Linked DNA regions of Mus musculus: regions 1 and 3 are each linked to region 2. A link is a loop called in an ENCODE intact Hi-C map of the cell type or tissue named here. Cell type or tissue: left cerebral cortex. All regions are shown on one strand.

What was found. Peaks named below come from ENCODE experiments on the same cell type or tissue, not always from the same donor. Only the 100,000 strongest peaks of a DNase experiment are listed, where the experiment ranks them.
Region 1: a loop joins it to region 2, with 2.0 times the contacts of the local background. A loop is called at or near these places in 14 of 42 quality-filtered maps.
Region 3: a loop joins it to region 2, with 2.4 times the contacts of the local background. A loop is called at or near these places in 13 of 42 quality-filtered maps.

Annotation. Positions count from the first base shown.
Region 1 is chr9:60,279,260-60,287,259 of GRCm38, reverse strand. The region is part of intron 6 of Thsd4 (thrombospondin, type I, domain containing 4); the gene reads left to right. Among named protein-coding and RNA genes, the nearest start is that of 2010001M07Rik, 51 kb to the left of the region's middle. In left cerebral cortex, a CTCF peak has its summit at 3,510 (motif pointing left); a DNase peak (open chromatin) is centred at 3,585.
Region 2 is chr9:60,518,239-60,526,238 of GRCm38, reverse strand. It overlaps Gm51679 (a long non-coding RNA gene), which reads right to left and starts at 6,417. Exons shown (of 2, transcript XR_003948172.1): 1 at 5,063-6,417; 2 at 1-157. It overlaps 9230112J17Rik (RIKEN cDNA 9230112J17 gene), which reads left to right. Exons shown (of 4, transcript NR_040464.1): 4 at 275-2,272. It also overlaps a transcript of Thsd4 not described here. In left cerebral cortex, a CTCF peak has its summit at 4,105 (motif pointing right); a DNase peak (open chromatin) is centred at 4,224; H3K4me3 peaks cover 604 bases.
Region 3 is chr9:60,240,585-60,248,584 of GRCm38, reverse strand. The region is part of intron 7 of Thsd4 (thrombospondin, type I, domain containing 4); the gene reads left to right. Among named protein-coding and RNA genes, the nearest start is that of 2010001M07Rik, 90 kb to the left of the region's middle. In left cerebral cortex, CTCF peaks have their summits at 3,479 (motif pointing left) and 4,896 (motif pointing left); a DNase peak (open chromatin) is centred at 3,467.

The DNA of each region.
Region 1 (8,000 bases), 240 kb after region 2:
GAAGTCATTAGATATGCACTCACTGACAAGTGGATATTAGCCCAGAAACATAGAACACCCAAGATACAATTTGCAAAACACAAGAAAATCAAGAAGAAGGAAGACCAGTGGGTGGATACTTCATTCTTCCTTAGAATAGGGAACAAAATACCCATAAAAGGAGTTACAAAGACAAAGTTTGGAGCTAAGATGAAAGGATGGACTATCCAGGGAATGTTCAATAATTGTAACTCACCATACTGTAAGTGGGGAGTATGCTAAGACACACCTTGGCACCTCCTGGCCAACAGAAATCCCATTAGAGGGTCAGGGAACTGGCTGCGTTGATAAAGTGCTTGCCGTGTTATTGTGAGGACCTGAGTATGCTCTCCAGCACCTGCGTGGAAAGGCACTTGTGCTAGCGAGACAGAGATGGGCAGACCCCTGGGCTCCCTGACCAGCAAGTCTATACTAGTAGATGAGCTCCAAGAAAGAATCATACTTCAGAACAATCATTGAAACAAACGAGGGAGGTCTCTGGGCCGGAGAGATCCTCCAAAGTTAAGAGCACATGCCGCTCTTCAGAGGCCCAGAATGAAGTTCTCAGTACCCACCAGGGTGATTCATAACCACCAATAACTCCAGCTTCAGGGGCTTTCCCTTCTGCTCTCCCTAGGCTCCTGCACTCATGCCACTATGCAAATATACATATGTTTTTAGAAACAGTGAATGACACCTGAGGAGAGATCCCCAGGGTTGACCTCTGGCCTCTGCATACCTGTGTGTCCCCAGAGGTCCATCCCTCTCAGTGGTATGGCCATCAGCCAAAGCCAAAGGTCTCAGTGCTGGGATTTAGGCAATGTGATGCAACCTTGATGTGAGCAGGTGTTGTGATTATGAAAAGATAAAGAGTATAGAAATATGTTCTATGGAGGTGTGGTGAGGTGTGGGAGAAGGGGTGCCTCAGCAGGCCCAAACAGAGGCATCCCTTCCGCCTGAGAGACCAGCTACACAATGGCATAGTATAGAATAGAGTTTATTCAGGGCATGGAGAGGGGAGTTAAGAAAATAATAGAGGCAGAGAAAGGCAGAGAAGGGGAGAGTAGAGAAGTAGAGGCCGGCCATGGCCACGTGGAGGGGGTAGGGGAAGGAATGGGGAGAGACAGGGAGCAAGGGGACAAGAGAAAAAGGAGGGAGGCAGGAGTAAGAGAGACAAGAGAGAGAGAAAAGAGGGGGCAAGCAGCCCCTTTTATAGTGGGCCAGGCCTACTTGGCTGTTGTCAGGTAACTGTGGGGAGGAGCATACCTGGCTGTTGCCAGGTAACTGTGGGGGTGGAGTCCAGACAGAATACCAACAGCAGGGGCTGCAGAGCCTCTGGAAAGCAGGGGAGCTGATGGAAGTTACCTGCCAGAGCAGATCTTCAATTTGACCAAACCCTCCCTGTTCTGGTAATAGCTCCCTAAAGGACATTTCTCCATAAGGAGGCCCAGAAGTGAGAGGGAGAGCTACAGAGTTGTCCCTAGATAAGTGACCAGAGTGCACACATTGGAGAGTATGTTTCCTCTTTGGCCCCCTTTGAACCACTTTTTTTTTTAGAAAGTTAAATGAGACAAATCAAAGCAAAAGATTATGATCAACAAACTGAAGACAGGGTGTCAGATCTGAGAGTAATGTTCCTTGCATCCATCTACCTTATTAAACCCAGAGTTTCCTGGTCTTTAATGTGTTATCCTCCTTCCTGTCTCTTGCTAAAAGAAGGCTACGGTTCATAGTGTACAAGTTTGAAAATGTGTGTGTGAATGAGTATGTGTGTGAGTGTGAATCTGTGGTCCCTGGGGAAAGGGACTTGTAAAGAGGAGGTGACATCACCATTCTGTGAATGGAGTCGAGTAGAGTAGAGTAGGGACAGAATACAATAGATGGGAAAGAAAGAAAATCAGGGAAAGGAAGGAATGACTGGAGTAGTCCCGGCTGATTGGCAGCAGAAATAAAACGAATGTGTCTTGAGATTTTATTTAGCTAATGAGGGCCCTGTGTGGTATCAGAGCTGGTTCAGAGAGCAGAAGCAGTAAGTGCCCTGAAGAATGGCAAGGAATTTGCTACCTCTATAAGCTGGCTCCCTGGGGAGCAGAGAGGCTCAGAGTTGCCTCTCTACTGACAGGACTCATTTACATTACTACCAGTGTCTACAGTTTATAGAGCTGTAAAAGTAGCTTAGCCAAAAACAGTGAGAGGCACAGACCTATAAACGCTGATGATCCAGAAAGGGCTTTTTAAACAATGCCTTATTATTCCTTGGGAACTATACTCATTCTCTCCCACCCCCTTTTAAGCTGTCTACAGATAAACCTTTCAGACATAGTAGTCAATGCTTCCATTTTCCTCTGCACTACAGAGGATGTGAAATGGAGGCACAAGTTTATCAGATTGGTTTGATGAAAATGATGGCCAGCTTTGGCAGGTTCTGTGCATGCGGAGACCAAAGGCTAATGTCAAACATCTTCCTCATTGCTTGCCATCTAATGTTTTGAGGCAGGCTCTCACTGTGTAGCCGTACCTGGATCTCATGATATATAGCCTTGGATGGCCTGGAGATTGCTATATACCTGCCTTTCTCTGAGTGCTGGGATTAAAGGCATACACTACCACATGCAGCCTTTAGTTTCCTTTCTGTTGCTGTGGCAAAATACTGACCAAAAGCACTTCGTGAGGGAAAAAAATTTATTGGGCATACACTCCCAGATCATAGTCCACCACTGAGGGAAGTGAGAACAGGAGCTCCAGGAACTATGGAGGGAGGCTGCTTGCTCACAGATTCATGCTTATGTAGCTTTCTTATACAGTCCAGGACCCCTTGCCTAGGGAATGATGCCACCCATAGTGGGTTGGACCCTCCTGTATCAATTAACACCAAGGCAATCAACCACAGACAGATCTGATGGTAGTATATACTTTTATTCCCAGCACTCAGGAGGCAGAGGCAGGCAGATCTCTGTGAGATCTTTGTGAGTCTTTTAGTTCAGGAGCAAAGTTGCTTCCTGGCTTACATCTCCTAGCTTGCTCAGCTCCCTGTTTTATACCATCTGCCCAGGGTCACTGCCCCCAGGGGGCTGGGTCCTCCTCTATCAACTGGCAATGAAGAAAATGCCCAACAGACCTGCATTCAGTCAGCCGGATGGAGACATATTCTCAATTGAGCTTCCTCTTTTGAGATGACTCGAGCTTGTGTCCACTTGACAAAAAAACCCAACCAGGACACTGCTAAACTTTGTGTGCATATTGTTATTCAATAAATTCTGTCATTGTGTGAGGTGTGAACATGTTCATCAAAATTTTAGGCACATTGTACTTACAACATGTTAAGTTCTGTGACCCATCCTAAGAACCACTGAGCTGCTTTCCTCTGTTGGCTCTTGCACTACCCGTGCCCAGGACACCTTCTTCTCCTCTCCTTCCACTAGATAATCTTAAGAATTAGACCTAGCACTCACTGTCCCATTAACTGTAAGGAAACCCAACTAAGCCCCCTAGTGGTTTTCCCAGGGTCCCTTTCCACGTCCTTCAGGGAAAAGGACCCACCTCTTTGCTTTAGCAGAGAAATGCCAGCAAATCTCCCACCAAGAAAATTCCTTTTCAAGCTCCTCCTGGCTCATGGCTCTCCAGCACCCCCTTTCCCACAGTGAGCTGGGGACTTAGAGAGTCCAGGGCTGAGTTGTGGCGCATCACCTTTGCAATTCCTACCTCTTCAGAATGCAGCTCCTCCTGCTGCAGTGTCTTAACTGAACAAGAACGGCCTCGTTTTAGCACCTTGCTTCTTAGGCATGGTCTCCATGCCGTTGCCACAGTGGCTGAGCAGTAATTCTGTGCCAAGCCCTCTTTTATCTTTGTGGCAGCCTCTTTTTAGGGACAAGAAAAATTAAGAGATTAAAGGATTGACCTGAGAACCCCCTCTAAGTAGTGCCTAGTTTCAGTCTTGATCAAAATGTTATTTTTTTAAAATGCCTGTAACTTACAAACCAGTGAATTAAAAACACATTATTTTTAATACCCTATGCCTAAGTTCTTGTCCTTCTGTTTTATGAGAAATGCTGTGGAAGCGAGTCCTAACTTTCATGACATGGTAAGCTCTCTGCTAATACAAGGGCAGGCTTAGTAACTGGGCATTCTAAAAGAATGGGTTTGCTTTCTTCTTTGTTGGGTGTGAAGTTCTGAGGCTTTCTCTGAACTTGGCCTTTCATGGTTTCTCATTCAGAGGGATCACAAATGGTGTTTTAGAGCCACTTATGACCCCCAAATAGCAAAATATCATCATAGCCTATTGACATGCCGAAACTCTGCTTCTAAAAAGTGTCTGCTGGGAGCTGGAGAGATGGACTAGCAGTTAGGAGCACTTGTTCTCTTGAAAAGGACCCAGGTTCGATTCCCAGCACCCACATGGCACCTAATAACCATCTCTACCTCCAGTTCTATAGGATCTAAAAACTTACTTCTGACTTCCACAGGTACCATGCACATACACGCACATACATATTATACATATATACATGAAGATAAAACATTCATCAATCCAATAAAATACAATTTTTAAAATTTTAATACATTAATAAAATATTTATTCAGTGTGTGTGTGTTGAGCATGTGTATGTGTGTGTGTGTGTACACATGGAGGCCTCAAGAGACCCATCACGTGTCATTTTCTGTCACCCTCTACCAATTCCTATGAAAATAAGCTCTCTCCATGAACTTGGGGTTCCCGTTTTCCCAATTGCACTGGAAGTCAGCAAGCCCCAACAGTCTCCTGTCTCTGCCCCCTCATTGCTGGGGTTACAGGCATGGGCAAGATGCCTAGCTTGCCCTATAGGATCTCTATTATGGGTGCTAGGGTCAAAATCTCAGTCCTCACGACTGTACAACAAGTGCTTTTAACTACAAACCATCTCTCCATCCCCTCAACTTTATTTTTAAAAAGCATGTGTGTGTGTGTGTGTTACATATATATATCTCCATATGTGTGGTATGTGTGCTGTGGAGGGGAGGGGGCAGAAGTCAACCTCAAGTGAGTTGTTCATCTTGTTTTCTAACACAGAATCTCTAACTAGACCCTAGGGCTCACTAATTAGGTTAGGCTGGCTGGCTAGTGAACCCCAGGGATATGTCTGCCTGCCTCCTCAGAGCTGGGGTTGTAAATGTACAAATCACCCTTAGCTTTCCAGAGGGCACTAGGGATCCCACACAGCCCCTCCTGCTAGCACAGCAAACACTTCCCACGGAGCTCTCCCCCAGCCTTCTAACTACATGGTACTACTGCGCCCCCTCTGAAGGGCAGGAGCTCTTCCTCCTGCTTCTGAAACAGCTTTGGATGATGAACCAGGATCCTTGAGTTCTCAGCCCAGTGCTGTGTAGGACTTAACTCCGGGGAAATTGCCCTTCTGTGACTATGGAATCTAGGCAGATGTTCTTAAAGTCCACTCTCTTCACAAAAATCTGTGACTGTGTGGTGGGTCTCTGACTTTTTTTTTCCTGAGGGTCATAGGCAGTTCATGGAAGAGGGTGTTGCCACCAAGAGGGAGGGTTTTTTTGGGGGGGATAAAGCATTATGCACACACAAATGTTGCACCCTTGGTCCCTGGGAATTAAAGTCATGATTTTACAAAATGCCGACTGCTGGTCGGCAATCAGTTGTGAGGTCACTGGAATAACCGTTCCTCGAGATGTTTTATGAACACTGGAAGGAATTCCGTTCCAAGCTAGGTCAGAGGGTAGATTGGAATATGCAGAATGCTGCCTTGTGTTTTGTTCTGTAGAACAGCTGTGCGGGGAGCGGAGTGATGCACGGCCATCCCCAGGGGGATGCAGACACGTGTTTCTGTGCTTGGCGCCTCTCCCCTGATGCCCTGGCCTGTGAAGTGAATGAGCTCTCAAACGGGGGATGCAGTGGGAAGCATAATTCTTGTAGAACACTAACTTTCCATGGTTTTTGTCTTCATAGTTAAGCAATCCTATCTTAGAGGGAGGCCAGATGAATAAGAGTGGCAGGGGGGGGGGGGACACTGGTGGGTACTGGTTACTTATTAATCCTCCAAACATGAGACAGGAGCTAACCACATTCTGTGTGCCAAGGAATGGGCACAGTAACAGAGGACCATAGATACTCAGCTCAGCTTCCAATTAAGAAAGTGTTCTCTAGGCTAGGGAGATAGCTCGCTCAGTCTGCGGAACCTGAGTTCAATCCCTAGGCATGGGGGTACACATTTGTAGCCCTGGGACTGAGGAGGCAGATATAGATAAGCCACTGAGGTTCATTGGCGAGCCAGCCTAGCCCAGCCCAGTGAGGTCCAGATCAGTCAGAGACTGGGACTCAAAAACAACAACAAAACAAAAACAACAACAAACAAACAAAAACCCCAACAACAAGAAGATAGATATCACCTAAGAAACAGCAACCAAGCTCGTTCTCCAGATACATGGATATACACGGGGACTTGTAAAGCATGTGGACACACCACACACACACACACACACACACACACACACACACACACACACACACGGTAGAGGAGCAACAGAGACACAGAAAGAGAGAGATACACGCATATACAAAGATGGTTCTGGGGGCAGGGTCTTGTCTGCCAGTTCAGCTATCAGAAAAGCTTCCATTATCTCAGGGGAGTCCAGGGCATCCCAGCAACTTCCTGAGAGTTGTGCTAGATTGCAGCCTGAGAATGAACAACGCCAGGATACACACTGAGTTCTAGAAAAGATGATACTTGTAGGGATGAGGTCAGCTTACTCACTTGGTCTACAAAGGACAACCAAGGCTACACAGAGAAACCATGTCTCAAAAAACCAAAAAAAAAAGAAAGGAAGGAAGGAAGGAAGGAAGGAAGGAAGGAAGGAAGGAAGAAAGAAAGAAAGAAAGAAAGAAAGAAAGAAAGAAAGAAAGAAAGAAAGAAAGAAAGAAAGAAAGAAAGAAAGGAAAGAAAGACAGGCGATGAGGGTGAACGCCCAATCTCTGTTTATAACCGTGCAAAACAATTCTCAGAGACAAGTCATTAGTCAAGCAAGAGACCACTCACAGATGGTGGCTTGGGCTGCAAGTGGACGTGAAGAGGGGGATGGTGGATCGTTAGTCATCATCTGCAGATAGGCTGCTGGGATCCTATCCTGCCCGAGGGCTGATGTCAGGTGTGCTATAGGGGCTTAATGTTGTATGTCTTGCAGTACCTAGGGAAAGTCACAGGAAGTGTCAAAAGTGACAAAGAGGATCTTACCCAAACCTTCACACTTCTCTTCTTTCCAGCCCTGGTCCCTAAAGCCCAAACAACTGTGGACTGTTGCAATTGCATGCCCTCCATCAGGGATTAAACATTACCTACTGGGGCCAGCAAGATGGCTGGGTGGGTTAAGCTCCTTTGCCATACAAACCAAGCCACCCGAGTCTGGTCCCTGGAATCCACATAAAGGTGTGATAAGAGAGCTGACTTCACAGACTTATCTCTGACCACCACATGCCCACCATGCATGCATCGTGCACATGCGCACAAAGATAAGAAAATTAAAACTGCCTGCCAGGACCCAAGCATCCCAAGGAGTGTCTGTGAAGAGAGATTACAGGCAATCTTTTCATCTAGGTAGGTTAGTCAGTTTTCAGATGGGGAGGCGAGATAGAGTAGCGCATGCAGGCACGAACACACACAAAAGGCAAACAGCACAAGGCAGGAAGTACATTCCTCCACATCTCCCTGCTTCCTTTCTCCTGTGTCTTCAGGTCACAGCCGATGTGCCATCCTCTGGGCAGCCTTCTCTGACCTCCCCACTTTTTTTTTTTTTTTTTTTTTTTTTTGCCTTTTCGAGACAGGGTTTCTCTGTATAGCCCTGGCTGTCTGGGAACTCACTCTGTAGACCAGGCTGGCCTCGAATTCAGAAATCCACCTGCCTCTGCCTCCCGAGTGCTGGGATTAAAGGTGTGTGCCACCAAGCCCGGCTGACCTCCCCAGACTTGATTAGCTGTTTCTGACTCT
Region 2 (8,000 bases):
CCGGACAGTCCATCTAAATATGTTGACCCCGTGACCTCAGAGACTGTGGCTGCAGACAAATTAGTCTCTGGACTGTTGTGTAGTCTTGTTACAGGTCAAGTTGCAGCCAGCCATAGGAAAGGACACAGGCTCAGTGTGCAGGTTAGAGTCCAGACCCCTGGAAGAGGAAGGAGAAGAAGCGAGTTAAGGAGACAAGCAGGAATGTTCATCCTGAAATACTTAGGTCCACTTTACAGATGGTTTATTTTTAACCGCACCTTTTTATTTATACTAGGGAAACACATACGATAGAGCGTGCTGAAGTCAGTTCTCACCTTCCACCACGTGGGGTCCTGGGGACCAAACTCAGGTCATCAGGCGTGGTGGTAAGCGTCTTCACCTGATGACCCATCTTGCTGGCCCCCAAGAAACGGGTTAAAACAATACTGTTTCCTAGCACTCGAAGAGACTTTATTGTTGATTTTATGGTTCCTGGCAGTCATCCAGGTTGGGTTTCCCTCCCTTCATTAAACCCCTCTCACACACACAATGGTGTGTCTCCTAGGTGATTCTAAATTCTGTCAAGTTGGCAGGATCAACCTTTGCGCCATCTCTCCCTGTCACTCATTTGCTGAGCACAAGCCTGCTTTGACTTTACCGTGGATCCAAATTTCCAAGCAAGAAGAGGAAGAGAACTTTATAAGAATGGTGATGGATTCTCATGACTCAACAGGAGGCTGAACTGAGGGGTTTGGATCCATGTCTGTTTTCTTTCTGCCTTCAAATGCTAGCAGCTAACATACTGGCTTCCCTTCCTGCTGGGACACAGCCCCTGAAGTACCTTGCTGTGTTCAGAGCTTGGGCGTCTGGCTTCAAGAAACTGTCTACTGGTTAAAAGACCTATAGCCAAATGACTCTGGGCTATGCTGTCACTGTCTCCCCTCTGGCAGTCTCAGGGCTCCTTGATGAGGGGAGGAGCCAGAACCCCATGCTGTTTTCCTTCCCTGGGGACACACTGAGCTCTGCCTCACTGAGCTCTGCCTCCTGCTCCATCCAGGAATTCTGAGACCCCAGCACAGCACTCTTGACCTTTTCAGGAGCCCTCCCTCACCCCTTGTGATCACTGTCCTGTGAGCCTGGGGGTGCATGAGCAAACACAGTGCTGTGTAGCTCTCTGAAGAGGGCAGGTTCAGGAGATGGCAACCCCCATAGGGTGACTACATTGTTTCCATTGCATCCTGAGCAACATGGTTGCATAATTATTTTGGCAAATTATTTTGGGAAAACCGGTATATCCAGAGGCTCTCCTCCATGTACAGAGCTGACACACTACAGATAGATTATGGTTGGTTTTTGTTTGTTTGTTTGTTTTTGTTATTTACTATTTTAGGGGCCACCTCTAGGCCCAACGGGCCAATTGGTTGTAGCCACATAGTAGAGGCTTTAATGGAACATGGAAAGGGGCCTTCAATCAGAGAGTTTCAACCAAGAGCACCAAGAGCATGGGCTGTTTTCAGAAGTGGTAAGAATCCTACGTCCTAGGCACTGGAGAGATGGCTCAGCCGTTAAGAGCACTGACTGCTCTTCCAGAGGCCTTCAGTTCAATTCCCAGCAACCACATGACAGTTCACAGCCATCTGTAACAGGATCTGATATCCCCTTCTGGTACCTCTGAATGCAGGGACAGTGTACATAGATACATAGATACATAGATACATAATATATATATATATATATATATATACATAGATACATAGATACATAGATACATTATATATATATATATATATATATATCTCCTATGTCCTTAGCTTGTGAAAGTGGTATGTTATATATAGATGACACTGGCACTTCAGGCAGACACTAGAGTTAAGTGACTGCAGCTGGCCTGTGACTGTCATCAGAAACACCTGCCCTCTTTACCCAGTCTTTGGGTTAGAGTTAGTAGCTTATTTCATACATGGGACAAAATCCTCCCCATCTGACTCATATGTATATAAACATACACACAAACATACATATATAAACATATATATATATATATATATACACACACAAACATATATACATACATATATAGACACACACAAACATTCATACATATATAAACATACACACACATGCATACATAGATACATATATAAACAAATATATAAACATACATATGTGCATACATCCATGAGTTAATAACAAGATGTGGAACAGGACTGCCAGTAAATAGTGGGAAATAGGAAACCTCCCCCTCTAGCATAAAGAAGTGCTCTTATATAAACAATTCATCTTATAATGACTGGAGTTTGTTTTAAAGATTTATTTTTATTTATGTGTATGCCTGTGTGAGTGACTGCCGTGTGTGTGTGTGTGTGTGTGTGTGTGTGTGTGTGTGTGTGAGAGAGAGAGAGAGAGAGAGAGAGCGCTCACAGAGGCCAGAAGGGGGTGTCAAGTACCCTGGAGCTGGAGTTCCAGGTAACGTGGGTGCTGGAAAATGAGCTCTGGCCTCTGGAAGAGCAGCAAGGGCTTGTAACTGCTGAGCCATCTCTCCAACATTAGCTTTAAGTCCAGCATTTCTTCAAAAGTAAAACAATAAAGAAGACCTTGCCCTTTCCTTGTGCTCTGTCCCTGCCTCATTCTGTTACTAAGTCCACTCTGTCCTTTAAGAATTCTTGATTTCTAGTGGTGCTGGGGATAGAGCCAGGACCTCATTCATGCCAGGCAGGCACTCTGCCCTACACTACACCCCAAGCCCTGTTTATGCTCTTTGTTTGGAGATAGGATCTCCCTAAATTACCCACATTGGATTTGAACTTTCAATGCCCCTTCCTTAGCCTCCTAGTACCTGGGATTATAGGCCTGTACTCCCAGCCTCAACTATGTTGTCTGAAACATAGTTTCCTGTAGCTCAGGCCAGCTGCAAACTGGATATGAAGCTAAGGATGACCTAGACCCCTGATCCTCCTGCCTCCTCTAAGAAGTGTTGGGATTACAGGTGTGAAGCCATCTCCTGGCTATTGGTTTCAAATGGATGAAATGAGTTAGTGTGCAAGATCTCTTTGATTCACTGGATCTGGATGTGAGACACCCTGGAGTTGTCTAACCACACACGCCCAGGTGCCTCTCATCAAAAGTTGTTTGTTTTGAACCAGATGGACTCCGTCAGCCCCAGCTGGATCCAGGTGCCAGGCTCTCAAAATCCACTCTCCCTCTTTGGCCTCATCCCTGTGTTTCCCAGCTCTCTTTGTTATTGTTTTAATGGTGGGGTATCTTTCCTGTCTCTCTTTTTTTTTTTTCCTGCTCCCACAAAGCACACCACACCCACCCCTGATGTGGCCTGGCCCTGAAGTAGGACTGCGTTCTGCCACCACCCACATTAGCACAAGGGTACACCTGCCCTTTTCCAACAGCCCCTGCAGGCAGGCTTTTGAGGCAGCCATAAACAAACAGGCTCATTCACTTCAAGGGAGAGAGACTCCTGTCTGTGCCTAGAGGCCTCTTCAATTGTTTAAGGTCAACCTGCTCTCGATTGAGAAAAGGGGGAGGGGGAGATTTTCCTTCTCTTGCTTGCTTCTCTCAGCTCTAGTACACATGGGCTGAGTTGAAACATTTTAGCATCGTTTGGACTCAAGAACCTGGGAGTGCGACCAGCTCTATGGCTTGATGGCTCTGCAGGCAAATGCACTTGCTTGCAGCCAAGTCCGAGAACCTTAGATCAGGCAGGTGTGCTGAGTTGTCCTGGTGCTTAGGGAGTTTTTGTCTTAGGGATGCCCAGGAAGCTAGAAAGGAAAGCTTCACTGTAAACTAGCCTCAACCCCGTGGTTGCAACCGGAATGGCTGTTTTTCAATGCTCAAGGATGTCCTTGTCTCTCTGGGGCAGCAGTCCTTCAAAGGCTCCCACCAACTGCTGGCTAAGATGAAGGCAGCCTCTGACTGCCTTCAGACTCTGGTCTCCATTGCCTTCTTCTTTGACCTCCCATTGACGGCCCTGGGCAGCCCGGGCCCCCTCTAAGTTCCATGATCACCACTCTCCTGCCCTCTAGCCTCTGTCCGGACAGTCTTTCCTTCTGCTGCCTCTCCTGGTGGATGTCCCTTCACCAGGTTCCCAGGGGTCCCTGGGGTAGTTGGGTGGGCCAGGGCCGACTCTCCCCTTGGCGGCCGCCAGGGGGCGGCAGGGGCGGCTGGAGGTGACAGCGGGAGGCCGCGCGGGAGGGCAGGGCGCGCGGACCGCGCTCTCGACCCGCAGACACCGCGCCTGAGCCGTGCGCTGGGCACTCGCTGGCCGCCCGCGCACCCGACACACCGGGGCGCAGCGGGAGCCCGTGCGGGGCGGGCGGCCGTCCATGCGGCGGCGCTCGGGAAGCACGCGGGGCTGAGGAGTCGGCCGCTTCGGACTAGCCCAGGTGAGCAGATCGCGCAGCCCGGCCGGCCGCAGTCCGGAGCCCGGGGCAGCCCCGCAGACTGGCGCGCGTGGGTACGTCGGGGCCGGCGGCAGCTCGGGACGTCGTACCTGCTTCTTTCTTCCCTTTCTCTTTACTCTTCTGCTTCCTCTTTCTTTCACACTTCCCCTTCCTTTTCTCTTTCCCATCCTCTCCTATTTCCTCTTTCCTTTTTCTTCCTTTCTTTTTCCCCTTTCCTCTTCCTCTTCTTTTTCCTTTCCCCTACCTTTCTCTTTCTTTTCTCTTTCCTGGAGGCCTGCTCTGCCTTTATTCTCCATCCTTGACCCTCAACTTTAGGGCCTGGCCCCCTGGGGTTGGGGGAAGCAGCCACTGGCCCTCCTGAGGTATGCGCAGCAGCTCAGAGCTGAACTGGTGAGTTGCACCTATAGCACTTGTAGTCCCCACCCCAGCCTTTCTCCCTTTCTTAGCCTGGGATTGTTGATGGAGTGTCAGCACCTCTGGAGCCCCAGCCCCTGGCCTCCATCATTCTGGCTTCTTGGAAAGCCTCTGATCCCCAGGTCAGGTTAATCATTGCAATCCAGCGTCAGTGATCCCCTAATTGGACCTGTTGCTGCTTCTGTACGTCAAATGTAGCTCATATACCCGTGGCCCTGAATGCGACTGAACAGTTAGCTTTTGATCAATTTGCTCACCTTGAAGTGGGAGAGATCTGGAAGTGGAGTTTCAGTTTTCTTAGAAATAGCTTCAGCTGTGTCTTGGGAAGAGGATTTCGAGGTACCCACTTAGCACGTGGAATTATGGGTCTAGTGAGATCTTAAGCAGTCCTGAAGCTTTCTGTGCTGTTAAAAAAGTGCATCCCTTGCCAGATAGTGGCTCACCCTTTTGCAGGCAGTAGGTGAATTAAATAAAGTCTTGGATCTGTGGCGCTGAAGCCCGTTAGACTTTGGAGTAAGTAAAATAGCCAGAACTCAAGGAATTTTCAAGTCCAACTTCCTTTGCATCTGAGACATCTGGGCATCAGCTAAGATCTCCCACCTTTTAGAGCCACTGTGTTGTCTTGGACATCACTGATGTTTCTGACCTGGTAGAGACTGAAGGGATGCAGTTGCTGGCCCTGAGAGAATCTTGATTGGGTCTCTGTGTACAAAGGTGCAAACAGTTTTCAAATGTGATTTAGACGTAGCCCTACTCAATTCCTATAGATTTTTGTTGGCACCATAGCTGAATTCCTTTGAAAAGCACAGTTCTGCCCTGGAAATTAATGTGAGGAAGCAGATGAGAGTCCCGGGACTTTCCTATAAACCTCCGCAGGGCCGAAGCAGGGAATCCCCAAAGGTCCAGCCTGCAAAATGGTTTTGGGTGGCGAGAATGCATGGAGCCCCTACTGACACAAGTGAGTGTATCGGCCTCAGGGAGGGGGAAGATGCGCTTGCATGATCTCCATGCCTAGCTCAGGGCGGGGTACCAGACTGTCTTTCCCTCACTCTTCGGAGCTAGGAAGTCTCTCTAGCCAGGTGTGAAGTAAGGAAAACCAGAGAGTTTTGGAGGAAGATCAGGGCTTGAAGTTTTTGTTTTGCCTAGTGATCTTGTCTGTTACCCACAGAGTCTTAGTATGGTTCTTTTCCTCTCCCCAGGACTTCACTTTTATCCCAATTGGCTGTTGGTGTCCATGTTCAAGCCCCTCACCCCCAGCACCCGTATCCCATTCCCCACATGCAGAGCTCATTTATCACAATGCCCCTTCCGCATTCTTTCATGATATCTCCAATTATTTTCCTGCCCCTACCTTAAACCATGTCCAAATTACAGTAACAATCTCCCTCCTGACTCGCAGCCATGGGTGGCTCTCTTCATTTTAAATCCATCTTCTTTCATGCTGACAGATTAATATTCCTGAAATTCTGACTTCACCACATCATTCCCTGCAAGGAATCACAATGGCTCTCCAGTATTCACTTCCATTTAATTTGTCTTCAGCAAATATTTCTGAGCATCTGTTGTGTGCCAGCGACTATTACTGCGTGCTGGGGGCTTATATGGAGCAAGACTGGCTGGATCACTGGCCTCCAGGGGCTGCGAGGAGAGTAGCTAATAAATGACCACCCAGGGAGAAAGAAGGGAAGTAAAGGAGACAAACAATGAGGGGGGATGGGGGAGAGAGAGAGAGAGAGAGAGAGAGAGAGAGAGAGAGAATATCCATGTGCAGACACAGATGAGGGAGAAATTGATTTGTGTGCACATAATAGCTTTGAAGACCTCAGCTGCAGGCTGCCTTTTGAACTAGGAATGATACTTTTATGACAGATGCAGGGTCTACTGCAAATACCACATCCTTCCTCCTCCCCCTCACCTTCTGTACGCAAGTGTGCATGTGCCACATGGGTACAGAGGCCATAGGATGCCTATCTGAGTCTCAGGGGGATGCCTGTGTTTGCCTGCCCAAGCACATGACTGGCTTTGTTTGTTTGTTTGTTTGTTTGTTTTAGCAGAGGCCTTCATTTGGACCTTAGGGAGCAAGTAGTGGGGAATTGGAATTGTGATCTTAGAAGAGCCCCCCTTTTTTTTCTTAAAGGGGCCTTTGGACGAAGTGTTTGAAAGCAAAACGCTTCCTTCTCGCCCTACCTGAAAGCGTCTGAGCCCAGCCTTCTGCCCATGCTCTCAACAAGTATTAAGAAGCTCGGAATACCGTGGTTTGAAAATTCCTAAGCTGCTGGGGGTGTGACAGGAGCTGGAAGATTACAAGTAGGCTTGGCCAGGCTAGCCACAGCGACTCTCCTTCCCTAGACTGGTGGCTGACAGCTTCTCATTTAATAGCTGTCATATTTGCCCATCTTTACAAGTAACGATGGCTGAAGGCTGGTGGGAGGTTGAGGCCCCGTAGGCAAAGCCTTGGCACATAGTAGGTGCTCAATATCACTTCCTATCTCTCCCGTCTACCCTGACTGATCAGTGCTTGCCAGAAGTGGGTACTCACTAAACACTCCAGAAGAAACCTGCATATAATCTCAGCCCTGTCAGGTGCAGAGTTTTGTCTGAAGGACTCAGCCCTGCACTCCAGCCCAGCCGCTAAACACACAGCTGTCCTATGTAACCATCCAGCCAGCCAGTATCCTCTATTCTTTCGGTTCCTGCCCAGTGTCCCCGGGTCCTCTAAAGTGCACAAGCACTGGGTAGGCAGTGAGTTTGTCCCCCCCCCCCAACCCCCTAGTGTTTAGTCGTCTTGGGAGAGTAGCCACTTTTAACTTATTTCTCTCTTTCCCTAATCTTTCAGAGATGGGAAGCTTTAAGGATAGCTTAGGTGGAAGCCAGGCGGTTTTCTCCCTCTTTTGGGTGTGGTCCATGGAGTCCCTAGCCAGGCTTGAGCCTCTGTGTCTTGTCCCCGGAAGGGTGGCACTGGACAGCTCACAAGCACCCTCCCAGGCCCCTTGGCAGGCTGCCCGAGGCCTGGCCAGCAGGGAAGACAGAGGTAATGAGTGATTAATGGGCCCCTCATCTAATCTCCTGCCAGGGGAAATGAAGGACCAGTCATGGGCTGGGAGCTGGTCTTGACCTGCTCCAGGTGGGCTTGGAATGTGCCCAGCTCAGGATGGGGATTAAGGCTTGAAAGACAAGAGGAAATGAGATGTTAAC
Region 3 (8,000 bases), 280 kb after region 2:
AAAGCCAGTTGAGTGGCAAAAGGATTACAAAGTTGGATACGTTCTTGGCAGTTACCAGGGTCCTGAAAGCACGAACAATTGTGGAAAGTCACATTAAGTGGTGTGTCACAGGGAGGTGTCTAAGGAGGACGGGTCCAGGTAACGAGTGGAGACAGTGCTGTTAACCTCCGCTGTGGGATGGGGAGACCTGGCTCCCATGAGGTGCTCAGGGGCTGGCAGATGTAGAGGTACCTGGTTTGTGCTTGCCCTGCTCTCTGCCCACAGTTAATCTGGTCTCTTGATGGGGCCATCCTTAGCTAAAGAAGCGTCTCCGTCTTCCTGGACATGTGCTGGCTTTAGCAATGGAAACCTCCACTAAGCCATTGTCTAGACCCCGGCAGACTCCCCTGGAAACAGGATGACAGAATGAGTCCAGAATAGAATTTGAGGTCATCCAGGGTATCCAATAGCAAAACAGGTCTGTGGGTAAGACTGGGGACAGGATGTCCAGAGCTTCCAGTGTGATCCTGTTGTCTCCTCCTGGGGGAGGGGGGGGGGGAGAGAGAGAGAGAGAGAGAGAGAGAGAGAGAGAGAGAGAGAGAGAGAGAGAGAGAGATTGATTGATTGATTGATTTTGATTGATTGATTCAGGGCCCTTTCCATAGGATTCTGAAGAGATGAGGTGCTCTTTCTGAATTGGCCTGATAAAGTCTCAGAAGCAACATAAGAGTGTGTGCATATATGGGACTGGAGGGATGGCTCAGCAGTTAAGAACTCATGCCTGCCTGCCTGCCTGCCTGCCTGCCTGCCTGCCTGCCTGCCTGCCTGCCTTCCTTCCTTCCAGAGTTCTGTACCCAGTGTACATGTTATATGAACCATCACTGCCTATAGCTCCATCTCTAGGATCTAAGCCCTCCTTCTAGTCTCTGTACACACTCACACTCATGACACATGAATGTACATAACACACACACACACACAAAATCTTTTTAAAAAGGATATGTACATGTACATTTGCAATTTCAATGGCTGGCACATTGCTCCTGAGAGTGATTGACAGGGCTTCTACTCCCACCACCAACGAATGAGGCCATTTTTCATATCTCATTAGATTTTTGCCAGTCTGATGAATGAGAAATGGTGCCTCAGGTCAACCTTGTTTCTGTCTCACCTTGACTGGGATAGTGACTCTTCACACCTTCAGGACCACTCGGAGCCTGAACTCACGTGGAGTGTGAGGCATAAGGAGCAGTTGCTGATTGGCAGGTCTCCTTAAATGTGTGCCCCAGACTCCTGACCTGCCTTGGTCCAGCCGTCATGGACCCTCCTGATGAGGCACAACCATTTACATTCCTCTACATGATCTGTCTTCTTGCAGCCTCTGCACATTCACCTATCAGCTGTTGGTCATTTTCTTCAGCAGTAGAATGTTTCATATGACAGACATTTTTAAAATGTGATTTGCAAGAATGTTTTTAGAGGGCGGGGCCAGGTAGCCTTTTGAGCTGGGCCTTCACTGGTGGGGGTTTCTTTGGTGCAGAAGTTTAAAATGTTGTGAGTGGTGCATTGATCAGGGTTTTTTTTTATGATTAAGAATTTTATATCATAGGGCTTTTACACTGTGATGTTATACAGAATTCTCAAGCTGGGTATGGTTATGTGACCTTCTAATTCTAGCACTTAGGAGGCTGAGGCAGGAGGATCAGGGGGTTGAAGCCAGCAGAGATATGTAGTGAATACCTCCCTCCTGTGTTTCTAATAGTAACACATGGTTCTATGCATTTATGCTCTTATATTTTATATTAATCCACTTGGAATTTGTCCTACGTGTCTTGTGAGGTGTAGATTTTAGTTACTGTTTTGCGTGTGGTGCCTCAGTTACATTTTTTCTGTTGTTGATGGTCTTTGGGACTTTGTTACTGTAGGTGCATAGTAGGACCTTCTGTGCTACTCTGTAGAGTATTTCCTTATTCACATTCCCATCTATATGTTTTGAAAGACAAGTAAAACACACAGGCATTTTAGGGTCAGGAAAGACAGCCTGTTCTTCCCTGTTAGCAAGTATGCTCTCACAGACTTCTAGTGCAATCTCTCTTCTCTCTGTCTCTTGTCTCTGTGTCTCTGTCTCTCTGTCTCTCTGTCTCTTGTCTCTGTGTTTCTGTCTCTGTCTTTACATCTTTGTCTTTCTGTCTCTCTGTGTGTTTGCCTGGATCTGTTTCTCCCTCCCCTCCCTCCCCTCCCTCATTCCCTCCTTCTCTCTCTCTAACCGAGGCTGGTGCCAAATTTGAACTGCTCCTGCCTCAGCCTCCCGACTGCCTAGAATACAGGTAGGTATACCAGCCTGGCTATAAACTTTTTAATTTATGTTGTATTTTTACTTGATTTTGAAAAATGAATTTCCCAAGGCTTTTAGGGTAGCAATTTTCCAGATGGCAAAATGAGATAGGCTAGATCAAAGGTCAGTGGACAGTTGCAGCTAAGCATACATAAATAATCCTGTGTCTACCTGGTTTTAGAACAAGCTAGATTGTGGTGGGGGAAACCACTGCGCCTTTGGACAACATGGATCTCAGAGTCATTTACTGTCTTTCAGGAAGCAGGTAGTGTCTATCTTCTTATGTCGTATTTTATCTCATATGGGTTGTATTGTTTTTATTTTATGTGTATGGGTGTTTTGCCTACATATACATCTGTACCATGTACATACCTGTACCATGTACATGCCTGATACCTTGGGAACCAGAAGGGAGTCTTGGATCCCTGGGACTCCTTGTGAGGTGCTCTGTGGCTGCTGGGAACGAAACCTGGGCCCTCTGGAAGAATGATAGAAACTCATAACTGCTGAGTCCCCTCTGCAGCCCCAGGATCATAGCAGTTTGTCTGCAGTATCTATCTGTCTTCTGAAGAATCAGAAATCGCTTTCTCCCCTCTACTTTCCTCCTACTTCCTGGGGAGATGTGTGTCAGACTAGCTGGCCAGTGAGTCACATGGATCCAACCAATGTTTCCACCTTACCAGAACTGGAATTACATGCACGTGCCATCATACCTGGCTTTTTGGAAAAGCCTGGTTTCTGAAGGCCAGACTTGGGTCCCCATGCTTGCAAAGCGAGGACTTTACCACCTGAGCTCAGTCCCCAGCCTAAAGCATACCCACCCTCTAGTGCTCCCGGTCAGTTTCTAGAAAGTTCACGTGTGTATGATGTGAACTTTCAAATGCAATATAAAATATCACACAGTGTCTGCTGGGTTAGTGGTACTTGTTTGTGAGGAAATGCTTTATAAAAATAGACATTTGGTCCCCACCCCCGCCCCAGACTGCACCTGGGATCCTGTAATGTTTCAGCAGTGGCCTGAGTCTTAATGTGCGTTTCAGTCTTTGTAGATAGATCATGTCACACGTCAGCTGAGACTTTGGGAGCTTAAAGGCAGGACATGTTTTACAGGGTTCACGCATGATGTTTTCTAGAATTGGTTGGCAGCGACATCTAGTGGTCAGAGGCAAAAGTGCACATCCTTTAGAGCTGCCCAGAAGGAAACTATCATAAAGTACTGTTTTCATTGAGAGATGGCAATAGACTAAATAGAGCAAATGAAATAAATGGAACTAGATTTCTGTGGTTAAGAACTGGGTGAACTTCTAACTAGAAGAGAAAATTCTCCTTATGACAACACCAACTATGCTGAGCCGGGGGATGGTGGTAATGATGGCTGCAGTTGTAGTGACAGAAGGCAAGTGATGGTGTAAGAATGTGTCTAGGTTCATCTGTGGGGTTAGCAATAACTGGTGGCTAGGCATGGATGTTTTCCTGGGTACCATGACTAGATTCTGGGATCAGAGAGCCTCAGGAACCACCTTATGACATACAGAGAAATACAGGATGTGTGAGTCTCGGACAAAGGGAGCCAGTTGCTGCTACGGTCCTAGAGTAGGGAAGGCTGCTGGCTGGCTGCAGAGGAGGAGAGGCAGAGCAGGGGTTGGGGGAGTTGGCCTTGAACAGCCTAGGGGAGAGTGGACCACTTGTCCTGAACAGACACAATTGACATTCAGTAGGGATAATTCACACTGCCCTGCCCAGGTTTAACTGCTCTGAGCCTCATTTCTCACTCACGTAAAGTGGGGTTGGTAACGTAGCAGCCCTGCAAGGTTGTGAAGATTAAACCAGAAGCTGCACATAGATCCTTGTCTCATCTGGCCTTGTTACTCTCTGAAGGACGGAGTTGAGAAGAAGACGAAGAACGGGACCCAGGGAGCAGCTCCCTCTAACTGTGTTATCTTCCACACAGGCAGAAACTTTCCGGGAGCTTTGCAGGGAGGCTGGCTGGCACGGCTACTCTGCGTCTCTGGCTCCAGCCCCATTAGTCTCCCACGATCCCTTCAGATCTTTCACACACCTGAGCACCCTGAGAAGCCGTGATCAGGTTGAAGGCAGAACATTGATCTTAAGAACGTAAGAACTGTTGTTAGAATTGATCATTCTGCGGAGATTGTTAATACGCAGAGATCATTGATACACAGAGAATACAGGGGTGGAGGCAGAGAGGCCGATATTTACCCAGCCTGGGCCAACTGTCCCTACACACGTTCTTTAGGTTTGAAGTCTTTCAAAGTACAAAGTTGGACAGGGGAAAGTGGAAGGTTTGCCATTTTCCTTCCTGCCTAAAGTGTGTCTTTAGTGGAGGGAGGTTGGGCTGGAGCCCTGAAGCCTGTCCTGTGTTCTTCCCCTTTCTTGTCTGACTTCTCTGGGTTTCCTAAGTACTGTTCAGAACCAGAACATGATGAGCTGTCCAAGCTCTTGACCCAGCTTGCCCTCCAGCTCCCAAGCAGGAAAACAGAACGAAACAACAGTGCTGTAAAGCAAAACACCTAGCTCACGCCCCAGTATGGTCACTGTTGGGCCCCCTGCTGGCAGTTTTCAGAACTGCGCCAGCCTGACTTTTGTTTGTTGTTTGTTTGGTTTTTTTTGTTTGTTTGTTTTCATTTTAAAGGGTCATTAATAAGCTGTGCTCTTCTTTGGGAAAGCATTTTTGAAATGTATGTTCAAAGCCATCCTCTGCCCCATTCCCTCTAAGGAAGCAGGCGCCACTTAACCAGCGCGCTGTGTTGGGTTCAAGCAAAATGGGGTTGCAACATGTTTCAAAGGTGTGCAACAGATGTTCTCTGAGGGCTTGCTTATTTGTTTATTTGGAAGAAAGAAGGTCTGAGGCAAAAGCTGGAAGGAAAGATAGGAACACCCTGTCAACTTAAAACCTGACAATCCCATAATCACCTAAGCTCAAAGCTTTTATCTCCAGCCGATACAGAAAGAAAGAAAAGAAAAAACACTAAGAGGTCTGGGGATGCAGCTCACTTATAGAATGCTTGCCCGGAATCAGGAGGCATTCCCAGAACTGCATGGTACTGGGCATAGCAGCAGACACCTGTAAACCCAGCACTACAAGGTGGAGCCAGTCGGATCTGGAATTCAAAGATGTCCTCAGCTACATGAGTTCAAGGCCAACCTGGGCTACATGAATAAGACCCTGTCTCAAAAAAAAAAAAAAAGGTCCTAAGAAATAGAGGGAATGCCCTCTCCAGTGTGGGATGTCTTCGCTTTCCAAAGCAGCGTTAGTACCCTGTAAGTGCATGGTGAGTAGCCAGGCAGGGCAGAGTGGTGGCACCAATGGGTCAGGGCTGTGGGTGGCTGACTGACAAGCTAGATAGGCTGGTGCACAGGTGGGGATGTTTAAATTAAACACAAGCTTGGACAGGATCACCCCTATGTTATGGATTTGGCCTAATGCTGCTTGTGTTGTATAATTTGGTCCCCAAAATTGCCTGGGACTCTTAAAGACCCACCTCTGTCTTCACGTAGAAGTTAGGCCCAGCCATTGAGCTATTTAAGGCATATTAGAATATAAAGGCTGCTTGTATGCATGGGTGTCTTTCATTCAGGAACCCAGAACATTGGGGTGGGTATCTAGGAGTGCCACCACCACCACCACAGGGGTCGATTTGAGTAGGGTTAATTGGGATCTGCAACACCCCAATATCCCTCTGCTTCTAAGATCCTGTAAGTACGAAGTTCTGAAGAATTCAAAGGAAAACTTGAAAATCCAGAACGGGACCATAGCAAAAGAATCCATGTGTCCTCTGCAATGGGACTTCTCACCTGGGCTCCAAACTCTACAATACACTTCTGCACACTGGCTCGGAGCGCCTCCTCGGCCTCTGCCACCAAAGCCTAGTTCCTTATATTTACTTCTCACCTTGAACCTGCTCTTCAGTTTCTGATCTTGACAAGAGGCCTCCTTCCCCTTCCTATTTCTTCTGGAGACAAGCTCTCACTAGGTAGCCCAGGCTGGCCTTGAACTCCTGATCCTCTAGCTTCTACTTCTGGAGTGTCAGGTAATAGGTGTGCACCACCGTGCCTCCTTATACCTGCCATTCGCTATTGCTCTTTTAAATTCACATGTCTGCTTCCCCGTGGATGCCCAGAAACACGTTAGCCCTAGAAGCAAGCTTGTCCTATTCATCTTTGATCCTCCACTGTCCCCACAGTGAGTCAGCACACAGTCTTTACACAGAAGACAGGTTTGACTGACACAAGGCTGCCTTGGGAAGCAGCAGGACTTACCTAGCTAGCCTCATACAACCTGTTCATTTCTTACCAGGTGTACCCGGATATCCCTACAACCATCCAGCACAGGTGTGTCACCTCTATGTGTGTCCAGAGACCACATTTTGATGCCATCAACTCCATTGGCAGGTGGTTTTCTGTGGTTTTAGATGATCCTCCTGGTCAGTCCTAAATAGCAGGTGCAAGTGAACAACGGGGTACCCAAGTCTATAGGTACATTGTCTTGGCTGAAGGCGCTTGCAGGATAACATAGGAGTCAAAGCTTACCCCTGAGGGGCCTGGACTCCCAGTATTTTCTTTGTACATCAAAGCATTAACGACGGGATATATTTTCCCTTGCTTCATAACATGCCCACACCTTACCCTCATAGCAACAGCATGCAGAATAGCTCCACCCAGCTGTCCAATGGGAACCTGAAGCCTTGGGGTAGTCAACACTGAGCTTACTCCTTTCATTACCCACACACTCCCCAGAAGACAATAGGCCATCAGCAATGCTTCTCTCCCTTCCCCTCTCCCCTCCCCCTCTCTCTCCCCCCTTCCCCTTCCCCTCCCCCCTTCCCCTTCCCCTCCCTGTTTATCTGTCTTCATGAACACCACCAGTCAGCCAGGCCTGATATATGAACGTCGGCCTAGATTCTTCCTTCCATCATCCCCTGGAACACAGTGATGAGGCCCCAAGGGAACATATTCCTTAGCAACTTTGTGCCCCCTCTTTAAGTCTTCATCACCACTGTGTAGAGAATCAGGTGACTTGCCTGGGCCTTCCTGTCTCCTAGGTTGCTCTTTCTTATACACACTTGCCAGTGCTGTCTTCTGAAATGCAAGTCTAAACATGTCTCTAGAAGTTTCTCCATGGTCTTCAGGTGTCCCTCTGTTGCACTGACTGGGTCATTCTGTCCCAGTGAGCTGTCATCACATTCACGGCATAGGGCTCCTAGCTTTTAAGACAGGTCATCTTCCTCTGCATCTCTCTGTTCTTCCATGTCGGTTTCTGCTTCCATCTAGATCAGCTGTTCTCAACCTGTGGATTGCAACCCATTTGGGGGGTCAAGGGATTCTTCCATAGGTCACCCAAGACCACCAGAAAAGAGATGTTTACCTGGGGAGTCATAACAGTAGCAAAATTACAGTTACAAAGTAGCAATGCAAATATCTTTATAGTTGGAGGTCATGAGGAACTGTGTTAAGGGTCACAGTGTTAGGAGGGCTGAGAACCACTGTGCTGGAGGGCCTTGATAGGTCTGGCTGCAGGTACAGAAAATCCCACCCAAGGGCTTGAACACCAAGATTTGTGAACCTTCCCCAGTCCTGGCATCTGCTGGTTCCAGAGTAGATAAAAGCAAGTTACCGTATCACAGAGGATAAACTTGGCCTTCACCTGTCCATTCCACTGCTGTTG